Linked DNA regions of Homo sapiens: region 1 is linked to region 2. A link is a contact called in ENCODE Hi-C data. All regions are on one chromosome and are shown on one strand. Each heading gives the region's core, a stretch centred on a gene start or an enhancer-like site at or near the end of the contact. The rest is flanking DNA. Distances are from core to core; before and after follow the strand shown.

The links. A loop is a pair of places that touch in the nucleus more often than their neighbours do. Pooled maps may share reads with other maps.
Region 1: a map of mammary epithelial cell shows a loop between it and region 2 (8-fold over the local background). The contact joins two enhancer-like sites. A Hi-C loop is called at or near these places in 5 of 168 maps with a recorded cell type or tissue (K562, dorsolateral prefrontal cortex, gastrocnemius medialis and 2 more), 6 of 37 single-sample maps with no recorded cell type and 14 of 50 pooled maps.

Annotation. Positions count from the first base shown.
Region 1 is chr10:124,532,715-124,535,755 of GRCh38, reverse strand. The region is part of intron 6 of LHPP (phospholysine phosphohistidine inorganic pyrophosphate phosphatase); the gene reads right to left. Among named protein-coding and RNA genes, the nearest start is that of LHPP, 72 kb to the right of the region's middle. RefSeq lists enhancers at 1,597-2,129, 2,130-2,663. Within about 2 kb of position 1,360, at least 8 of the 41 ENCODE cell types and tissues checked have a DNase peak (open chromatin) inside an H3K27ac peak, as active enhancers do.
Region 2 is chr10:125,044,438-125,047,369 of GRCh38, reverse strand. The region is part of intron 2 of CTBP2 (C-terminal binding protein 2); the gene reads left to right. Among named protein-coding and RNA genes, the nearest start is that of MIR4296, 13 kb to the right of the region's middle. Within about 2 kb of position 1,454, at least 19 of the 41 ENCODE cell types and tissues checked have a DNase peak (open chromatin) inside an H3K27ac peak, as active enhancers do.

The DNA of each region.
Region 1 (3,041 bases), core at 111-2,610, 510 kb after region 2:
GCATGCACCCCTAAAGGCCAGCAAGGTTTAAACACCCACCAGACTAGGCCAGGCATGGCGGCTCACGCCAAGCTAATTCCAGCACTTTGGGATCCCGATGTGGGAGAATCACTTGAGGCCAGGAGTTTAAGACCAGCTTGGGCAACATAGCAACAGCTTTGTCTCTACAAAAAAAAAAAAAATGTTTTTTTAATTAGCCAGGCATTGTGGCATGTGCCTATAGTCCCGGCTACTTGGGAGGCTGAGATGCGAGAATCTCATCAGAAGTCGAGGCTGCAGTGAGCTATGATTGCACCACTGCACTCCAGCCTGGGTGACAGAGCAAGACCATGTCTTAAAAATAAAATAAAAGCAAACCACAGGACTAACTTAAAGCTGTGTGGAAACAAATGGAACTGACAGTAACCACCACATGTGGCAGAGTGGTTCAGAGCATAGATGACGGAGTTCGACTCCCAGGGTTCAAAGGCTGTGTGACCTTAGGCAAGTTACTTAACCTCTCTGCAAAGTGAGGACGATGTCAGTTCTCTCTCATACAGGCGTCTGGTGGGTAAACAAGCTCATGGAACAATTTCTGGTGGAGTGGGTCCTGCATCTGTCACTGTTGCGATCAGTGTTTTCCCAACAACCTTAGGAAGAAGACATGTTGCTATCGCCACACACAGTGGCAACGCTGAGGCACAGAGAAGTTAAGTAACCACCTATGGCCACACAATCGAGAGAGGTTTCACCCCTAGGCCACAGCCCGGGTGCCTGCGTGCTGTAACAATAGGCGCCGAGGACCCAGGAAGGAATGTTTCCCATGGCGAAATCTTTCAGATGGAGTCCAGGACACCTGAGAAAATACCAGATTCCATTGCTCTTTCTTTCCCTTTCCTTTCCAGGCCTAGAACTACTTGTAAGGCCTCACTGCTACTTTATACGGTCAGGTCAACAAGATCCTCTCCACCTCGTGTCAGCCAAAGCCACACCACCGACAGCGCCAGCCTGGGGAGCACCCCCCTCGCCGCAGCAGGGCCCCAGCCCGAAGCCCCGAGAGCGCATAGGAACCTGCCAGGCACCGGGCGGGAAGGACGGGCGCTCACAGCGGTCTCGCCTGTCTCCCGGGGGCCTCACTGGGCCTCAGAGCTTCCTGCAAGGCCCCTCACGTGATCCGCTTTTACAGACAGGGAAGGAAGCATGCAGGGGTGAAGTGGCCCAGGCAGGTCAATGGTTAGGTCGTGGGTCTGAGATCTCATCCCCTGCCCTTGACCCCAAAGCCCAGGCCTTTCCCCGGCCCTAGGCCAGGGCTGGTCAGGCTGAGAGCCTCCGGACCTCCCGTCTAAGCCGTCCTCGGCCTCCGACGTGCCGGTGCTGCCCTCTTCCTGCCGTTGGCTCTCTGCAGAGTCACAGATACAGGAGACTAACAAAACAAACTAAAAGACAAGCTACCTGCCCTGCTGCGGTAGAGAAAGACAATCCAGCATCTGCCTCCAGCTGCTGAGCTCCCCAGCACCGGAGGAAAGACGGCCATGCCAAATTCCCGGCATGGGCCGCCAAGCCTATGACATGCAGGGCGTCTTCTCTGCAATTGTGGGTGGCCCATGCAGAGAGACTCTCCTGCGTCACACTCACTTATCACGCCTAGGGCCTCTGAGGGGTTTCCAACACAGCAAAGGGCTCTGCTTTGCCTGGCCCACTGCCCCCAAGCTCCCCACCCCAGGCCCCCTGCATCCCCCGCCCCAATCCCCAAACTCTGCCGTTAGAGCCTGCATGGGCAGGGCATCGACCAGGGCAGATGTGGTCCCTGCCAACCCAATGAGCCTCGACTCATGGGAAAGCCCTGAGCCCCTGTGTCACTCCCTATGCCTCAGCCCCTGCATTCCATATCCCACTGAGTCCTCCTCGCGCACCCCTGAGTCACTCCAGGCACACACTTGGGGTCTGGCCCTGGGCTGGGGCCCTCTGCAGCGTGGGACCCTTCAGGCCACATGGTCTTGTTCATCTCATCACCCTGCACACTGCGGAGCACACGGCAAGTGCCTGCAAAGCTGGGCTGTGTCTTGGATATAGTGCGGGTGGCAGAAGCGGGCCACCTGGGTGAGGACGGGGGGTTTGTCCACTCACACGGGGGTAAGGGAGGACAGAGGCAGGGAAGAGCCATCTCCTCCTCGCCATGCAGTAGGCCTTGACCTTTACTTATTTAAATGAAAAGTCAACGTTTCCAATCAAGCGCCTATCCTTCTGGGAGGGGCTGGTCCCCAAGGCGTGCCACACTCTGTCCGGGTGACACTGACTGCCACAAGGTCATCGGAAGTAAGGGAAGCCTCCAGGCTGTGCTTGGGCAGACGCTCTCCCCTCCCCATCCGAGGACACAAACTTTTGGGTGACATGGTCCATCCAACCCCCCACGCCCCTGCCGCCCCCAACTCTGCACAAAGTGAAGGCAGGAAGCCGCTCTGGGGGGTGCATTTTGCAAATCAGAGCACATGGTCCCTGGGCGAGTTTTCCAAGCCAAGCAGTCTCCCTCAATGGTCTCAGTTTATGGCCCTGTGGTTCTATCCAGAAGTGTTGGCCTGGCTGAATCTGCCCTCAGGAATATCTCAGATGCCTGCAGAGGCCAGGCTGACAACCCCAGGCCGTGATGCACCCAGCATTCCACTCCCATTGCTTCCCTGAACTACCTCCTGCAGCCATGTATTAATGGAGCTCCTGTAATAAAGGTGCTGAGGATACCTGGGAAGTAAGTCCAAAATAAGTCCATTTTACAGATGAGAAAACTGAGGCTCAGTGGTCTTCCTGCCAGCAAGCAGTGGGGCAAAGATTTGAGCCTGGGCTTCTTCTCATTTCCAAAGTACAAGTCCCAGCCCAGTCGAGCACCTGAACATCCCAGAATGCCCCTTCCTCGGGACACTTTGCCACCACATAGCTAATCTTCCATAGGGGCCATAGGGACAGTTGGGACAGACATGCTGGCACTGTCCTGCTACACCCTTACCAGCTGGGTGATGCTGGGTGAGTCTGCAGCTTCCCTGGAAAACAGAGAAGACTTTCTATGCCTA
Region 2 (2,932 bases), core at 205-2,704:
TGCCTAAAATTTGAGATCACTAATTTTTTTTATCTGTTCAACCAGTCTTCTCGGCTACAGATCAAAATTTTCATGCCAGAGTAGGAAAGAGAAAACTAGAAAAGGAAAAATTGATCTGCATTCCTGATTCCTCAAGTCTAAACAGACAGGAATAAGAGGTGTCATTTAGTTTGTTTGCTTATTTGCTTTTATCCCTTTTTTTTTGCTTAACCTTTATTATTAAATAACACTATTAAAACTAATATACAGTTTATTTTTAAGGCATATTTGGAAGACAAGTTCTTTTAAACTGTGTGAAAATCCTAAACACAAGAATGGCTCATTTTCTTTAGCAACAAAGACCAACACTTAATTTCCATTATGACACAAATCAAACAACCAATTAGGAAAATCACAAATTCTTTCTGCTCAAGTCTTCTGTTCTTGATTATAGCTTTTAGCAAGTGAAAATATTTAGAATTTTGGAGTCTTGCATTTAACACGAGGAAATGTATTTTCGTGTGCTAACAACCCTTAACCAAAACGGGAGGATTTACTCAGCTTTGTTGGCCAAGGGAAAGCCTGGTTTTTAGATTTGCTCACCTCCTTCTGTGTGGCAGCCCAGAGCCTCATAGTGTGCCCTCTCCTAGCACTGACTCCATGTGCTCAGAGACTTGCTGTGTACATTTCTTTGATGTTTCTTACTCTGTGTAACTTACAGGGGCTTCACTTTTAATTTTTTGGTCATTTCAAAGCCCCTAAGAATGTTTTGGTGGGAGTTAGATGGACAGAACAGAATCACAGATCCACATTCCTTAGCCTCATATCCAAATTCTTTTTTTTTTTTTTTTTTGAGATAGAGTCTCACTCTGTCACTCAGGCTGGAGTGCAGTGGCGGGATCTCAGCTGACTACAACCTACACTTCCTGGGTTCAAGCGATTCTCATGCCTCAGCCTCCCCAGTAGCTGGGATTACAGGCGTGCACCACCATGCCTGGCTAATTTTTTGTATTTTTAGTAGAGATGGGGTTTCACCATGTTGGCCAGGCTGGTCTCGAACTTCTGACCTCATGTGATCCACCCTCCTTGGCCTCCCAGTGTGCTAGGATTACAGGTATGAGCCACTACGCCTGGCCCTCATATCCAAATTCTAAAATACTCTGATAGCGGCAGAATTTGACCTGCCCTAAATTGTTGAGTCTATTTTTTATATTCTTTCTTAATGCAGTTGGGTCAGTATGATTATCTGTTCTGGCACAGGCATTTAGATGATTTGGGGGGTACACCGTAATAGATTGTGGAAGCCATGTATTTTTTTTTTAAACCCAAGCACTTGTGAATTCTGTAGCATACCTAGCCTTGGGGTGTGGGAAGTGGATTGTAGCCCTGTGTTGGCTACAGCTGGGTTTCCTGCATTGCATCAGCCCTAGGGAATTAGAGGGTGGGGCCCTTGGAACTGATCGAGGGCATGTGACCAGGGTGTGACCATGTCACTCTGGGGTTGGGCTGCTGGGTGCTCCCTGGGGAAATATGAGCTCCCTAGCCTTTCTTTGATGGTGGAACCAGAGTGAAACTTCAATGTGTATATTAGAAAGGGTCACGACTGGGCTTGGTGGCTCACGCCTGTAATCCCAGCACTTTGGGAGGCCGAGGGGTCAGGACACCTGAAGTCAGGAGTTTGAGACCAGCCTGGCCAACGTGGTGAAACCCTGTGTCTACTAAAAATACAAAAATTTGCTGGGCTTGGTGGCTTGTGCCCAGCTACTTGGGAGGCTACAGCAGGAGAATCACTTGAACTCGAGAAGTGGAGGTTGCAGTCAGCTGAGATTCCCTGGGCAACAAAGTGAGAATCTGTCTCCAAAAAAGAAAGAAAGGGTCCTGCTAGTTACCTTTAGGGCATGGTATGGGGGCCCTTGGAGAGGGAGATTTTCCTGTACGCCTCTTTATTGGTAGTGTATAGGAAGTCAGACACCCTCTTAATTCCCAAAAACATAAAACTAAATTTGCAAAAATTAATAAATAATCAGGAAGCAATATTCACTTTTGGCCATTGTCTTAGTTCGGGCTGCTGTAAGAAAAATACCATCGACTGAGTGGCTTTATTTCTCACAGCTCTGGAGCCTAGGAAATGTAAAACTAATGATCTGGCAGATCCAGGATCTGGGAGGGCCTGCTTGCTGGCTGTAGACCTCCTGGCTGTATCCTCGCGTGGGGCAGCAAGATCATCTATTGGGTACTACGGACTGGGTAATAATCCTGTTCCTGAGGGCAGAGCCTCATGAATCACCTCCAGAGGCCCAGCACCCAGATACAATCACTGTGGGCATTAGGGTTTGCACATTCACGAATCCAGCATTCAGCATGGAAGAATTTTAGGGTACACAAGCATTCGGTCCATAGCTGCCGTTCTGAAAATTGGCTCCATTAAGCTCATTTCCTATCCTGATTTTCTCAAAAAGCTTCATTTCCTTCCTTTAAAGTACAGTTTTAGTAATTTTGTTATTAATTGTGGTGTTGCGGTTGCCATTTAATCAAAGGCTGGGCCAGTGCTTTTTGACCCACTGATCCCTGACTCCTTTAGGACGTTTATTTTGTTATATCTGGCTTTGCTGTTGCTTTAAGTTTGAGACAGGCTCTCACTGGGTGGCCCAGGCTGGAGTGCAGTGGCTTTATTCACAGGTGCGATCGTGGCACATCACAGCCTCAAGAGAGCTGCCCGTCTCAGCCTTCTGAGGAGGGAGACTAGAGGCACACGCCACTGTGCCCTGCTTATATCTGGTTTTTAGTAGTTTTTTCCAAGTGTAGTTTACAAAATAAAATGCTCATCACCCGTTCAGAAGATTCTACCCAGCTCTCTTCCTAAGAAAGACATCTGTTGCACAAGTTTGGCTTCTGAAGCCTATGGAATGTGCTCTTTTGAGGTGGCCTGAGCACATGTGGCTGTTAACTCCGG